Linked DNA regions of Homo sapiens: region 1 is linked to region 2. A link is an interaction called in ENCODE POLR2A ChIA-PET data of the cell type or tissue named here. Cell type or tissue: HepG2. All regions are shown on one strand. Each heading gives the region's core, and the rest is flanking DNA. Links, peaks and the distances in the headings are about the cores only.

Region 1 (7,900 bases), core at 1,232-6,231, 340 kb before region 2:
TCATACTTTCCCACATGGGATAAAAAACTTACATATAGACAAAAATCTTCATATGGGTAGTTATAGCATCTTTATTCATAATTGCAAAAAACCGGAAGTAACTAAGAAGTCCTTCAATAGGTGAATGGGCAAACAAACTGTAGTACATCCATAAAAGGGATATTATTTAGAAATAAGAAGAAATGAGCTGTCAAGCCACAAAAAGACCTGGAAAATCTTTAAATGCATATTGCTAAATAAAACCAGTCTGTTTGAAACACAAGTGAAAGAAGTCCGTTTGAAACACCTATATATGATATAATTCGAATTTTATGGTACACTGGAAAAAGCAAAACTATAGAGTCATTAAAAAATATCCATGGTTGCCAGGGGGATGAAGCAAAGGAGATTTTTAGAGCAGTGAAACAATTCTGTATAATGCTGTAATCATAGATATATCAAAGTATGCATTTATCAAAACCCATAGAATAGTACATCACAAAGAGTGAATCCTAATGTAAACTATAAACTTTAGTTAGTGATAATTGGTAATAATATACTGGTTCATTAATTATAACAAGTGCAATGCAAGATGTTAATAGTAGGGGAAATTGTGTGTGGGTGAGTAGAGATGGAAAAGAGATATATGAGAACCCTTCTGTCCTATCTGTGCAATTTATCTGCAAATTTAAAACTGTTCTAAAAAATAAAGCATATTTTTTAAAACATAAACAATAGTAATAGTATGTTAAGAGAAGTAATTATCTGCATCCAAATCAGTGAACATTTCCAATCAATTATCTATATGCACATTGCGTTATTTTACATACACCACACACACACACACACACACAGCATTCCAAACACCATAAAAAGTCTTGAGAGAAATGCTTCATAAGGTCAAAAATCTCTGCCATTGGGAGTTTTGTTACTGATGTATCTCTAGTGCCTACTAAGATAGGCCCTTTATAATTAATTAGTAATATAATTTCTAAGTTAATAAATTAATACAAATATGCAATAGAAAAGGAGACTTCAATAGTGATTAGAAAGAATCCCCAGTGAGTCTAGAAATGATTTTGCAGTGAAGCAACAGTTTTAGTATTAATTTTAAAAAGGAGAGAAAAAACAAGACCAACCTGGAAGGCCCCATTGGTAAGCTGGTTACCTGTGGTCTTTGGAAATGGTTATCATGACTGGGACTTTTGGAAAAGATCCAGAGAGGACACTATCTATTTAATTAGCCAAATGAGGGCCAGAACGAAAACCAATTTGGCCTTCCTTTGTCACCAAAGATCATTCAAATTTCAAATGAATTTACTGTGTTCATGCTCAAGATGGGCATATCCCATAAATATGAACTTTCTATTGAAAAATTCCTGTGGTAAGGGTTTCTGTTCCATATTTTGTATATGGGAGAGTGCCAATAAGGGGGTGCGGTAATGCTGGGGACAATTAAACTAGGAATATTTCAGGGAATTTGTCTGACTGTACTGACATTGGTTTGCCCAAATATGAATAAGTTCCTGTCTTAAGATGCTCAAAACTCAGAGGGATTGAATTATAAGCAAAGGAATGTTACTATAAGAATACTAAAAATATGAGAATTTTTAAATAAATAAAGGACAGAAACCATAAAGGAAAAACAACAACCAGCTAGCCATACAAAACTGTAAATGTTTATTTGACTAAAGATGACATAAAAATGTTAATCCACAGTCACAAAAATGTTTTCCATTTTAAATATTGAAGTAAGAGTCTCTAGTCAAATGATAACCAAACCATGTGAAGAGAATAAATACATAATTCACAATAGAAGATTAAAGAATCAAATGTTAACTAAAAATTTTTATTACTCCAATAGTAAAACAATGCTAATAGGATCAATATTTTCATCTATTAGACAGAAAATAATTTAAAATATTGATATTATCCAACTATAAAGTGTTCTCAAGGGTATAGGTAAATAGCTTCTCATGAATGTTCTTTATAAATAATAAATTGATTCAACTTTTTTGAGGTCAAGTGGGCATTTTTAATCAATAAGAATGATGATAAGTATTTATTACGCATTATATATTGCATAAGTATTTATGCCTTAAATACTTTATGTTTATTAACATTTGGTTTTTACAAGGACTCTGTGAGGTAGATATTGTTATTATTCTTCCCTACTTTGCAGAGGAGAAAACTGAGTCATGGAGAGGTCCAATAGCTTACCTAGTTAAAAAAGAAAAAAATTATACAACTAGGAAGCAGAGACAGTGGAATTTGAACCCATATACTCTGGCACCAAAGTTTGTGGCCTTAACTTTTCTGTAATACAACCCTATAGTGTTTCATATATTGTTTTTAAATGTGCCCAAGATTTTATTTTTATTCGAGGATGGTGAGGCTAACAGATCAAGAAACAGGGTTATCAAAAAGACAGTTTGTTGCTCACAGTTCCCAAGAGAAGGGACATGCTAAACCACACAGGGCCACCTGGGCAGCACCCAGGTCAGGCAGGTGGGAGAAGAAGCAAGAGGAAAGCACGGGACACAGCCTTTGTTATAGTCTTCACAGGAAGGAATGGACAAGGCAAGGGAAGCAAGCTGTGCAGTCTTAGGACTGGGTAGTTTGAATAATTTCAGTGGGCTCTGAGATACAGGGGTTATCTCTAGTTGCCTGATACCCAGCCCTGGGATAATTTGGACAGATGAATATTGCCTCCTGGAGTATAAGAACCAGACAGAATAGGTGGTTGAGAGTATGGACTTGGGATTGGTTGATTCGTATATCAAAAGCACACTTTTAGGCCAAAAAAATAAAAGTGTGCTTTTGCTATACAAACCAACCAATGGTTGCTTTTTTGCTATGTCTAGGAATAATCTAACCTTGGAAGGGGCAATCTGTCCAGGGACAGAAACACTCCAGATGCCAGAGCATCAAGAATAGAGAAAATAAGAAAATATGCTAATGCATGTATGTATTTTATTTGACTCACTAATTTACTATCTAGGGTTTTATACTATAGAAATCCATGCGTAAGCAGAGATGTGTAACACAAATGCTCAATGCAACACTGCTTGCGACTGCTAAAACTTGGAAACAATATATATATTTATCAAGAGCAGGTAGTGGGATTGATTTTGCTATAAACAGAATGGGTTGTGCAAATCTTAACAAGAGGAGAGATGACTATGTGCATTGACATGGTAGGCTGTATGTACAGTTATATTTACATGAGAAAGGCTGAGAAAGATGAAAATACTTTCTGCTTCATACACTACTGTATTGTTTCAGTTTTCATAAAGAGCCTATTCTACTTTTCATACTTTTGATAAGGATTATTTTCTGTTTTATATCCTAATAACAGAAGAATATATAAGTTAATTTGAGTGATAAGGGACTAACTGCAAATAAAAGATCAACTGCGGTGTCACTTTTGAAGAAAATACAATGATCCTGGTGTTTGTAGAAGCTGTGCCTACAGAGAAGGAAGTCAGGCTCTAGCAAATCACTGTTAGAGGTAGGGATGTTTCTGAAGAATTCTAACCACTGGCCACAAGACAACAACAGTTCTATAAAGTTAGTGGGCATCAGAACCATGTGAAGGGCTTATTACAACAAGATTGAGATTCCTGCTCCTCACCTCCAAAATTCATGATGCAGAGGGTCTGTGGTGGGCCCCAAAATGTGCATTTCTAACAAGTTGCAGGTGGTGCTGATGCTGCTAATCTGGGGACCACACTTTGAGAACCACTACTCAAGAGAATGAGCTATTGAATGAGGACACTAATTCAGAGGAGACTTTTTAACAGCTTTGAGTAGAGGCTGGCTCAACTGACCTTGACAAAGGAGCAACCAGCCATACCTGTGAGACTGGGTGAACGAAGCCTGCCAGCAGAGGGCAGTGCAAGAAATAATAGGCACCCCAAGTGTGAACAGAGCTATTGTTCTAATTTCACCTGACTTAACTGCATGACGAGAATCCGAAATGATTCACTGTTTAAGTAAGGTTAAGTAGTGATTCTTCAACATAGCTGTTTTGAGTGATCAACTGCAAGGTAAATATTTTGGGGTCGATCCTCAGGCCTGGAATACTCACATGGCCAAGTCATATATTGGTTATGGAGGATCCCAAAGGAGGCAGTGAAAAATCTTACAGCTTAAAAGCCCAGTTGTCAGGGATATTATTTGGCAAAAATATGTTTCAACTTCTCTATATGAGTCTCTTCCATTTCCATTCATATACTCCCTTGTCGAACTTGACTCTGTGAAGGGCAACACTAAATTTTACCTCCTTTGCTAAGATATTGATATGAGAGTGGTGTGGAAAATATGTCACTTTCTCATGAAAAAAATAATAGGAAACCCTGAAACTTTGCTCTAAACTTTAGCCAAATTGACTCACGAAGTTTAATTTTGGTTATCATTTCATGTTCAAAATTCAGGACAAAATGGTGAAAGAAAATACTAGATAGTAGTTTTGTTACATTTGTTTTATTATCTCAAATCGGGTTTCTGTTACAAAATATGTTTAGAGCTACTATCAAAAATAGTGTCATCATATTGATCTGAATTACAGAATGGTAAGGTACTGAGCATTTGGTTCAATTTTGTCACTTAAAGGTAGCATTGGTCATGCCAATTGATGACAAGGGCATCAAAAGGAGCAATAGCGACAAAGGGAGTACTATTAACATATGCTGTTTTATAAATAAAGTCCAAGATTTGAACCAAAGTAATCCAAGCTGAAACACTGGCATTTTACATAGAGTCAAATATTATCACCAATGTGAAATGCATTACAAGGTAGAAAAATACATTTCCTATTGTTTTCAAAAGATAATATCTATATTTTATGTTTGATGTTTATTTATTTATTTATTTATTTATTATACTTTAAGTTTTAGGGTACATGTGCACAACCTGCAGGTTTGTTACATATGTATACATGTGCCATGTTGGTGTGCTGCACCCATATATGAGTTAATGGGTATGTTCGATGTTTAAATCAGAAAGTTGTTCCGCCAAAATCTGAGAAATTAAGAACTTTTTATGTAACTCTATCACTTCTTTCTGAAGTATGACATGCCATATTATGTGATCATAGCAATAATCTAATTGCAATGACTAGTTCTTACACCACAGATTTTCAGACTCACTGTGGGATGGATAGTAAAGGATGGCAATGGTTGGTTAAATAGGGAAAAAGAATACGGACCAATGAATATGCAGGATGAATGAACAGCATTTACTGATGAACAACACAATTCCCCTCTATTAATACCAAGGACTGAATTACAACTGAGATCCTTGCTCTTCACACACTGGCAAAGACCTTTGGCAGCAGAGGGCTGAGTCATTTTTATCTGCCGTGTTGCCATGGGATTCTACTGCCCTGGAGATCCTTCTACTGGCACCTGTAGCACCAGCAATGTGCATCACTCGCACTGGGAACTCTCTCAGGGAAGAAGCAGAGACAACCCACCTGCGAACTTTTCAAAATCAGAAAGTGTCATTTTTGCAGTGATTGAGTTATCTCTTTTCCATGAATGAGCATAGCTTGATCATTTTTGCTTTTAACCTGATGTCACTAAGAGCTGTATGTGTGTGTGTGTCTGTGTGTGTGTTTAAGTATAACTGACTTCTAATGTATCAATATGACAAATGAATTACTGGATTGACTCATTTTTTCTCTGAGCACAGAATATCAAGATGCATATCATTAAGCTCTGCTATTCTGTCTTGCTCAGAAAAAACTGAAAAAAATAAAAAACTTAAAATATTCAACATAATTAATCACCAATTAATACTGAAAGCATATGTTATATTTTAAATGCCTGAAATATATATATTTTACATTTTAGGGTAAGAATGAGTCTATCTAGTTAGGCAAAATTTCCATGAGATAGCATTCATCCATTTATATTTTATGATTACTCAGAGCCCTGGCTGAAATTTAGGTTTTACTTCCAATAAAGAACATTTTTCTTAGATTAATAATATCATAAGACCAAAGAGGAATGTTTGAACTTATTAAAAATAGATAACTCTTCAAATATGCTAGAACAATTTAGAAAAATTGATTTACATTTAAATAATTTATGTATTTATATGATTATTATCTGTCTGATAAAATTTTATCTGTTGCTGTCTAAGATTATTCTACAATAATTCATTAACATAATTTGAAAAATTCTCGGCACTTAAAAGTCATTCAACATTTCTTTAGAATTTATGTTCTACATGAATTTGTGAACAGAGAAGAGTAATAGAACTCAGAGCTCAATATTTTGTTTCTTTACAATTCTATGAGAAATGCATAATTTTATGAAAATTTAAAATTTTTGATTCAACTGATATTTATGGAATGTTTACTATGTGCCAAAAGGCATTAGTTGCTATGACAAAGACTGAAAGATGTCTATCCCATGTTCAATCTTTACTTCTTCCTGAGCAGAACTCTGTTTTCTGTTGGGTGTGGGAATGGCAGTGTATCTAACTGAGAAACTGCATTTCCCAGCTTTCTTTTCAGATAAAGAGGCCACATGACGAAGATCTGGCCAGTAAGTTGTAGTAGAAGGTGTACAGTGAGCTGATTTGGCCAGATGTCAGCCCTTCCATCTTTCTTCAGCTTGTTGCTTGGAACAAAAAATTGAGGGCTGGAGTTCCATGATAAAAACCAGCATTCAAAAGAGAGGGAGAGAGAGAGAATGAGGGAGAGAGGGGGGAGCGAAGGAGAAGGGGAGAGGAGGGAACAAAAGGGGAGGGGAAGGAAGGGAGAATAAAGAGAGAAAGAGAGAGAGAGAGAGAGAAGGAGATTTACTATAAACAATTGTCTCATGAGGGTATGAGGGCTGACAAGTCCCAAGATGGGCAATCAACAAGCTGGGGGTCCAGGAGAGCCAATTGTGTAGTTCCAGTCTGAAGTCCAGTAGGCTCAAGTCCCAGGAAGAACTGATGTTTCAGTTTAAGTGGAAAGAGAGGAGAAGACTGATGTCCCTGTTTGGAGGCAATCAGGCAGCAGGAATTTCTCTCTTATTTAGCCTTTTGGTTCTATTCAGACCTTCAACTGATTGACTAAGGCCCAGAAACTTTAGGGAGGACAATCTGCTTTACTCAGTCTACCAATTTAAATGTTAATCTCATCACAAACACCCTCATAGCACACCCAGAATAATGTTTGACCAAATATCAAGGCCATCCATGACCTAGTCAAGTGGACACATAAAACTAACCATTATAGTGATATGACACAGCAGCCCTGAACAGTGTGCTTCTACATTTCCTCTGTGTGAAAGAGGAATAAATCTCTACATTGTTTAGCCCACTGTTTTACAGACCTCTTGCAGCCAAATGCAATTTCTAGCTGATATAGTGACTACAGCCACATAGGATTATCTGAATTTCCCACAAATATTTTAGAATTTCAAACATCATTTCGCATAAGAAATGCTCAGCAAATACATTCTAATGTTGATATCTAAGATCAGGACAAAATCTCTACTAAACTAATTTATATGACTATAATCCATAAATTAAACCATATTATGTTATAAAAATTCTTTCTTACTTAAAAAATCCCAGTTTTCTTTCTTTTATGTTACTTTCCATTCATTTCACCTGGTTAATTCACATTCATCTTTCAGAATTATGTGTCAACCCTTCCAGGGAGTTTTCCAGACATGAGGTATTTCTCCCAAGTTCTCCATTAGCACGCTGCACTTGCTACCTTCTGTTATTTTGAATACTTAGTCATCTGATGAGTTCTCAGAGAACGGATGTTTTATTGAGGCTTCTTTTCTTCTAAATATTTGGGGCCTCATGTGAGGAGGGCTAAGTTAATTTTACTTCTGAATTCATTGCATATTATCTCACTTTGTTCTCACAAAACCATCCAACACCTAGTACTAATTTGTTTACTCACTTACTT
Region 2 (7,900 bases), core at 1,640-6,639:
GCATATACAATTACTAAGCGTTTAGCGTGGAATTTTCTTCTCCTTATGTTTCACCAATATCTAAACAGCCTTAAAAGACTATTAAAAAATACTTTTCCAACTACTATTTTTAGGGACATAAGTATCAAAATATTACCTCTAATATAAATTTATTGTACAGAATTTACATTTCATAAATTTATCTTAAAAAGTCAGGACCTCGTAGGCAATGATCTCATTTCTTCTCACATTAATGAATTATATTTTAGAGAAATTCGAGGTCAAGAGAGCCTTGATAAAATGGCAAATCATAAAAAGCAAAAGCAAATTAACACTGGGAACACTCAATACATTTGCCTAGTGAGTAAACAATAAGCATCCAGTTGCTATTGATAGCCTAGGTTGACTGGGAGATCTCTTACATCCTAGGGTAATCAAAGTTGGTTACTCAAAAAGGTATTTTCTTTAGATTATTTACTCATCTAGTCAATTCCCTAATATGAGCCTGGTATCGTGTTGTAGGGAGCTGACATTATACAGGTAATCACTGCAATATAGTAAGTGTTTCGATGCACAAATATACAAATTGCTTGGGAAGCACATAATCACAGAAGAGGAAATGCCAAATTGTGGAATAGTTAGGAAGGGTTTCACTGAGGGAAATATTCATGCTGGTTATTTGACAAACAGTATCCTTGAGAAGTAGATCCCAGTAGAAGTCTCTGAGTTGTCTGCCTGGTCTCCTACCTGAGCAACCAGCACTTTATTCCTTGGCCAGATAAATGTGAGCCAAAATACCTTGTGGTTTCCTTGGAAATGCAGCTTAGCAACCATTTCTGGGGACAAAAGTCCATAGTAATAGGCACCTGGCTGTTATCATGTTTGATGGGCCTATGTCTTTTCTTCTTTTTTAAGGACCTTAATACACCTTCCTTCCATCTCTGACTCTATATTCTCAACACTTAAAATTAACAGGGTTAGTAAGCAAGGACCAGTGGGAACAAGAGAAGGGAAAATTGTCTAATGGGCAGTTTATTCATTCAGTCCTTGGGAGTTTTCAGTGAGCAGGTTGGATATATTTCCAATGTTTTTCTCAAATTTTTAGGAAAATTAACTATTAAAGTTTTTTTTTAAATAAAAAGATGTTTATAGGCTGGGCACAGTCACTCATGCTTTGGGAGGTCAAGGCAGGAGGATCACAAGGTCATGAGTTCAAGGCTAGTCTGGGTAACATAACAAGAACCCATCTCTACAAAAAAATTAAAAATTAGCTGGGTGTGGTGGCATGCACCTGTAGTTCTACTCAGGAGGCTGAGGTGGGAGGATTCCTTGAGTCCAGGAATTGGAGGTTGCAGTGAGCTATGATCACACCACTGCAGCGTTCCAGCCTGGGCAACAAAGTGAGACCCCATCTCTAAAAAAAATTAAAAATAAAAAAAAGGGGCCAGATGAGGTGACTCACTCCTGTAATCCCAGCACTTTGGGAGGCCAAGGCAGGTGGATCACCTGAGGTCAAGAGTTTTTGACCAGCCTGACTAACATGGTGAAACCCCATCTCTACTAAAAATACAAAAAATTAGCGGGGCATGATGGTGGGCGCCTGTAATTCCAGCTACTCAGGAGAATGGAGCAGGAAAATCGCTTGAACCCGGGAGGCGGAGGTTGCAGTGAGCCGAGATCACGCCATTGCGCTCCATCCTGGGTGACAAGAGCGAGCCTCCATCTCAAAAAAAAAAAAAAAAAAAAAGGCTATTTATGTTGTTTTAATTGGGAAAAAAAAACTTTGAAAAAAATAAAAACTGAATAACATATAGAGCTGATAAAAAGGATTACAGTACCTATATACATACATAGCATTATTGAAATATATAGAATATAAACACCTATCATATACAAATCTTCTAAATAAGACCTTATCTGAAGATTTCAGTCATTAACTCAAAAAACACTGCTTCTCCATGCTGCTTATTAAAATCTGCTTCAACAAGTCCTTTACACTCCTGACTCAGCCATGCAGGTACATATTTTTAGTTCACAGGATTAATTAAAAATATTTATTAAACTTTCTGGCCTATCCCTCAGCTTTCTGATCACTGGGAATCTACATTTGCAGATATTCTTCAGCACCCAAGCACGCACTAGACTTGATCATGTCTGCCCAAGTCTTCCACCTGGGTTCTATGCTATGAGAATCACATTGTTAAATGAAATTTTGTTATTTTAAGTGTATTCCATTTGGTGTGTTTTTTAGGGCTTTGCTTTCTATTTTCATTGATATTTTGCCTAGCATCTTCCTCTTTGTCTTCTTTCTCCACTCTTCACTTTACTATGTCTCTCAACAAACCTATATCTAGATGTAAACATATCCATAAAGAGGGGAGCTAAGGCCAGGTGCAGTGGCTCATGCCTGTAATCTCAGCACTTTGGGAGGCTGAGGCGGGTGGATCACGTGGTCAGGAGTTCAAGACCAGCCTGGCCAACATAGTGAAACCTGTCTCTACTAAAGATACAAAAAATTAGCTGGATGTGGTGGTGGGCACCTGTAATCCCAGCTACTCAGGAGGCTGAGGCAGGAGAATCGCTTGAACCCAGGAGGCGGAGGTTGCAGTGAGCCAAGATCATGCCATTGCACTCCAGCATGGGCCACAGGGCGAGATCTGTCTCAAAAAAAAAAAAAAAAAAAAAAAAAGCGGGGGAGCTAAAGGAAATATATTGAGAAACATTCAGCAAGAAATCACAACTTCCTGATCCAGGGAAGATGGCTGGGGCTTTTTAAGCACTGAGTCTCTCCAAAATGATGCAAGCTGATACTACATCATTTCTAAACCTTCCAATCTACTCGTTAAAAGCATATAGATTTATATTTAACTAAGTATATATACTAAGTGGGAGCAGAGAGTTCTGGAGTAAGGGAATAAAAGAAATAAAAGAAAGGAAAGAAATGTATTTAAGGAACTGGATCTGAGCTGTGAGCCTTATAGGCACTATCTCATTTAATGTCTAAAACAAAACTGTAAAGTAGGTATGACTATCTCTGAGAGATAAACAGAGACTCGGAGAAGTTAATTAACTTTCCAACATTGTCGTAGCTACTAAGTGAAAGACCCAGAATTTGAAAGCAGCTGGGCTGATTCCACAGTTCATGCTTTCTACTTGCTGAACTCTGCTCTCATGCCAAATGGCACCACCCAGAAGATGCTGAAAATCCATAGGGGGAGGATAGATTTACATTGATAAGGGGGAAAAAGGTCTACTTAAAAAAGGAAACCAGCAAATACAAGATAGGATACAATAAAATGCAACAAGGAAGGTGGTCAAGAAACATAACGCATGGCCATGGACAAAAAGCAAAGAAGAGGAACAACCTGTGTTGGATGGAGGTGAGCTTTGATGTTTCCCCCTTGAGCTCATTGATATTTACCTTTCCTGGGCTGATGTGGAATTTGGATTCATTGGATGATTGCTCCACGCTCTCTTTGACCTTGTTTCTGAATGTGTATACAGAGTCCTGGGCTCCCCATGTATTGTTGTCATTTTTCCTTCCCTAACCTCCTTGCTCACCTATCCTTACCAAAACTCTTCCCCAAAATACCAGCTAAGCTAGTAATTCTTGAAAAATAACAAGGAAGTAGAATTTGAAATTGTTTTGATAACATCTGTGCAAACAGCTGCAAATTCTACAGATCACATCATCCTGAGGGCTGCAGTGTTTACAGTAACAAAGAGTCAAACCAAATATTTGCATCTGGGGCTTTACCTGTTAGAACAGCAGTGAAGAGTTCAAAGTCCAGGCTCAAGGCAACCATGGAGGGCTATCAGCAAGCTTTATGAGTGTTTCCCTCCAGGTTCCTAAGAGCTGACTCTTGGCCTTCTGCCAGCTCCTTTGAAATGGAGATATCAGCTCTCCTCATTCACTTATCAAAAACATGTCCATTTCTGGGCCAGATAAAATTGTTTGAGTGCTCATTTGAAATCCAAAGCAGCCATTCCTGCTTTGCTCCAGGAAGACATTTAAAGTTACAGACTGACAAAAGAAGAAAAATAATTGAGGACCCTTATCCACACCATCAACACCTCTTGTTTCCTTCCCAGAATTTGAACTGAAAACCCTAGTATGCAGTAATAACTCGGAAAATACCCGGACATTCTTCTGGGAACCCCCACCACATCTTTCTTTCATTCTTTGGATCATTATGAATCAGGATTTTAAAGGGAGTAACTTCATTTTGGTTTTGGTAGATTGAAATTAATTTAGGCCATTAGATGAAAGAAAGAGAAGGAGTGGAAATGTACTCATCCTATACTACCCCAAGTCTGGAAACATTACTCTTGAAAAATAAAATTCGTTTTAAATATAAGTTTAGCACAAATAATTCCCAGTGAAAAATAAACCCACATTTCTTCCAATAAAGAATATTGTAAGGCCCGGCGCAGTGGCTCACGCCTGTAATCTCAGCACTTTCAGAGGCCAAGGCAGGCAGATCACGACGTCAAGAGATGGAGACCATCCTGGCTAACATGGTGAAACCCCGTCTCTACTAAAAATACAAAAAATTAGCTGGGCATGGTGGCAGTCACCAGTAGTCCCAGCTACTCGAGAGGCTGAGGCAGGAGAATGGCGTGAACCCGGGAGGCAGAGCTTGCAGTGAGCCAAGATCATGCCACTGCACTCCAGCCTAGGCAACAGCGCGAGACTCCGTCTCAAAAAAAAAAAAGAATATTGTAACTAGTGGAACTTCATGTCATGCTAGAATGCGGAGTAGGTACCAGACACTTGCTGGTGAATTTTTGTGTAATACTGAAAAAAGAAGCATTATACAGGCACTGGGCAACTTACACTTTCAGAGTTTTCTGGGCTTTCCTGATGTACATATCAGACATATCACCTAAACAGAAAAATATGTGTCTACAAATCTAGTGTGTGTCTACTGGTTGTATACAATCTAACAAAGCAAAATTGACTATGTTTTAAAACTTTGTGCTTTAAATATTCATAGCATTTCCTCAATTATAGACTAAATATAGTTTCAGCCAAGTTTTGAGGATTAATAATAAAGAAAAATATCATTTATAATCTGATTTTACTTTTTGATAAATAACAAGCCAATATTTAGGGCTTGGAAAGTATTTTGCCAATTATTTTATTCCTCTCTAAACATATCACAGGATAGTTAAAAGCTGAAATATGTCCCATTTCTTGGAGGCTTACATTACCAAGTTTTCAAAAAAGCAGGATTTTTTTTTTATAGTCCTCAAGAGTATCCCTACAACCAACTTCAACTGGCCTGATAGCTTTGCAAGCCTCTGAGTCAAGGCTCAACAGCTGAAACAAAAAAGCCAGAGAATGGTCTATTCAACAGACTGAGGCATGTAAGAATAAAACAAAACTGCTTTATGCCATTACCAAAACTCCTAAATTATCTTTTCCTAACTATTTAAAAGCAATAAATGCAACTCCACAAAGCCTGAGAGACTTTCATAGTGCATGACTGTAGTCATTCCTCAGTTGGAGCCATGGGAAATACCACAAACCTCAGAGAATTGCACATATGTGGAAACTTTTCCCATAGAATTGTAGTAGGTGTGTGTTGTGGTTTAAGTCCCTTTATGACTAATGTAGTGGCTGATTTGTTTACGATTTCATTTCTTTTTTTTTTTTTTTTTTTTTTGAGATGGAGTCTTGCTCTGTTGCCCAGGCTGGAATGCTGTGGCGCAATCCTCCCTGGTTCAAGCAATTCTCCCTTCCTCAGCCTCCTGAGGATATCAGGCGCCGGCCACCACGTCAGGCTAATTTTTGTATTTTTAGTAGAAAAGAGGTTTCACCATGTTGGTCAGGCTGATCTCGAACTCCTGACCTCAGGTGATCTGCCCACCTCGGCCTCTCAAAGTATTGGGTTTACAGGCGTGGGCCACCACGCCTGACCAAGATTTCATTTCTTTTACGGGTCTCAGTGGCTACAAAACATTGCCATGAGGACTGTTTGTGGGGTTTTGGTTTCCGTTTCTGACCAGTGTACCAGTCCTTTTAGAAATGTGTCTCCCAAAGAAAGGACGAGAAAACTGCGGAGCAGGGAGGAGACCAGCAGAAGTCTAACTTGTGATTGTACCTCTCTGCCCTGAAGGGGAAATTTTCTTCCCAGTAATAAAAATGTGGTGGAGCCCAGATTCTTTATTCAGTTGAAGTTCCTTCCAAGAACAGCAAAGGGGGGCCTCAAGGTCTAAAGCTGCTTGGGCACGTTCACATTCACCCCTGGCCTCTGCAAGATGCAACCATGTGGCCTTGGGGAACAGTAAAAGCCGAGGTGTGTCAGGCCAGCCAGCTGACCATAAACTGTGCTTATCACACGAATGACTCCTTGTTTTCATGCTGAAAATATGCACCTCCTGGAAGCTCATCTTTCTTGGTCTGATGTGTGTGATGTGATTTACATCATGGAATGCAGGGGACATGTGCTCACAAGCATTCTGATTCAGGAATCAGGTTTCTATTATGTACTCCATTTGTATTGCCTTCTGCGGTGACCTTAATACATTTTTTTCTTTTTAATTTTGGACTTATTTTAGAGCAATTTATTTTCTATCAAATCCTAAGCCTAGAATGTCTACATGGAAGATAATTGCACTACAGTAAGCAAAATGTCCTGGAGCCTAATTTCACAAGTCTCATTTTCCTGCGGTCAGGGGGCCCTTGGCCTTGGTACCTAGGAAGGGCGCTCATGTGAGTAACTGAGTCATGAGAACATCCCCCTTGGCCTACTCTCTGGGCAGTTATCTTCTGCTGAGTGGTGTGTGGGTGAACATACATGGGGTCGCAAGCTCCTCAAAGAGATAAGACAGGTCTCATGGATACATCATGGATAGATTTGCCAGAACTAGTTATATTAATATATTGTGCTTCCTCCTGAGGCTGTGTTTGTATTCACTGAAGCTTACTTCTCAGGCAAATGTAGGGAGTAACAAATAAGCTTTATGTTCCTAGGAGTCAGGAAGTCTAGTTAGCATGGTTTAAAGCCTTCACCCTACATATATATATATATATATATTTTTTTTTTTTTTTTTTTTTTTTGAGATAGAGTCTTGCTCTGTCGCCCAGACTGGAGTGCAATGGCATGATCTCAGCTCACTGCAACCTCTGCCTCCAAGGTTCAAGCAATTCTCCTGCCTCAGCCTCCTGAGTAGCTGGGATTACAGGTATGCGCTACCATGCTCAGCTAAATTTGTATTTTTGGTAGAGACAGGGGGTTTCACCATGTTGGCCAGGCTGGTCTCGAACTCATGACCTCAAGCGACGCACCCACCTTGGCCTCCCAAAGTGCTGGAATTACAGGCGTGAGCCACTGCACCCAGCCTAGATAGTTGAGTTTAGTTTTTTGTTATTTTTTTCTCTGTAGGATCTCTGAGTCTTTAATATGCTAATGGGTATTATTGTAAGTTCTAAGTGTGTATAATGTATCCCAAGTTAGCATGACTATTGAATACTCCCCCACCCCAATAAAAGCCTATTATTATAACTTGAGCTATAAGTTTCCATAGAATATAGTTCAAAAGACCTCTTTCTAGAAGCAGAAGTTTTCTTCCTGCTCTAAAGTTCTATGAATTTACAAAAACAATGCAGAATTACACACTTTAATGGAGATATAAAAAGAGGTCCAGTTGATGATCTTATTGTAGCAATAAAGGATTTATATTGCATATAAACGTATTCACTATAGATAGTTTAAGCAGAAGAGTACTTATAACCAGTAGCTTATACCATGTAATTGAAGACCAAAAAACTAGTCTTGAATGCTACCAAGGAAAACCCAGGAAAAATGCCCAACCACATCAGTTTTCCTACCAAAAACACCTCTGCTGTTGCTGCTGACTTTTTGGCTCACATGGCACTAGAAAACAGAAGTGAAAACTCCACTAAAGCACCCCT

Evidence for each region. Peaks named below come from ENCODE experiments on the same cell type or tissue, not always from the same donor. Only the 100,000 strongest peaks of a DNase experiment are listed, where the experiment ranks them.
Region 1: POLR2A ChIA-PET joins it to region 2 with 13 read pairs; 3 of 35 experiments call an interaction of 5 or more read pairs at or near these places.

The regions. Positions count from the first base shown.
Region 1 is chr6:113,302,874-113,310,773 of GRCh38, forward strand. No RefSeq gene overlaps it. Among named protein-coding and RNA genes, the nearest start is that of LINC02518, 130 kb to the right of the region's middle. In HepG2, for the core only: a CTCF peak has its summit at 3,877 (motif pointing right); a DNase peak (open chromatin) is centred at 3,888.
Region 2 is chr6:113,639,461-113,647,360 of GRCh38, forward strand. The region is part of intron 1 of LINC02541 (long intergenic non-protein coding RNA 2541); the gene reads right to left. Among named protein-coding and RNA genes, the nearest start is that of LINC02541, 6.7 kb to the right of the region's middle. RefSeq lists enhancers at 3,540-4,072, 3,687-3,981, 3,893-3,962 and a silencer at 3,687-3,981. In HepG2, for the core only: no CTCF peak of the experiment used is centred there; DNase peaks (open chromatin) are centred at 3,421, 3,771, 5,531 and 6,351.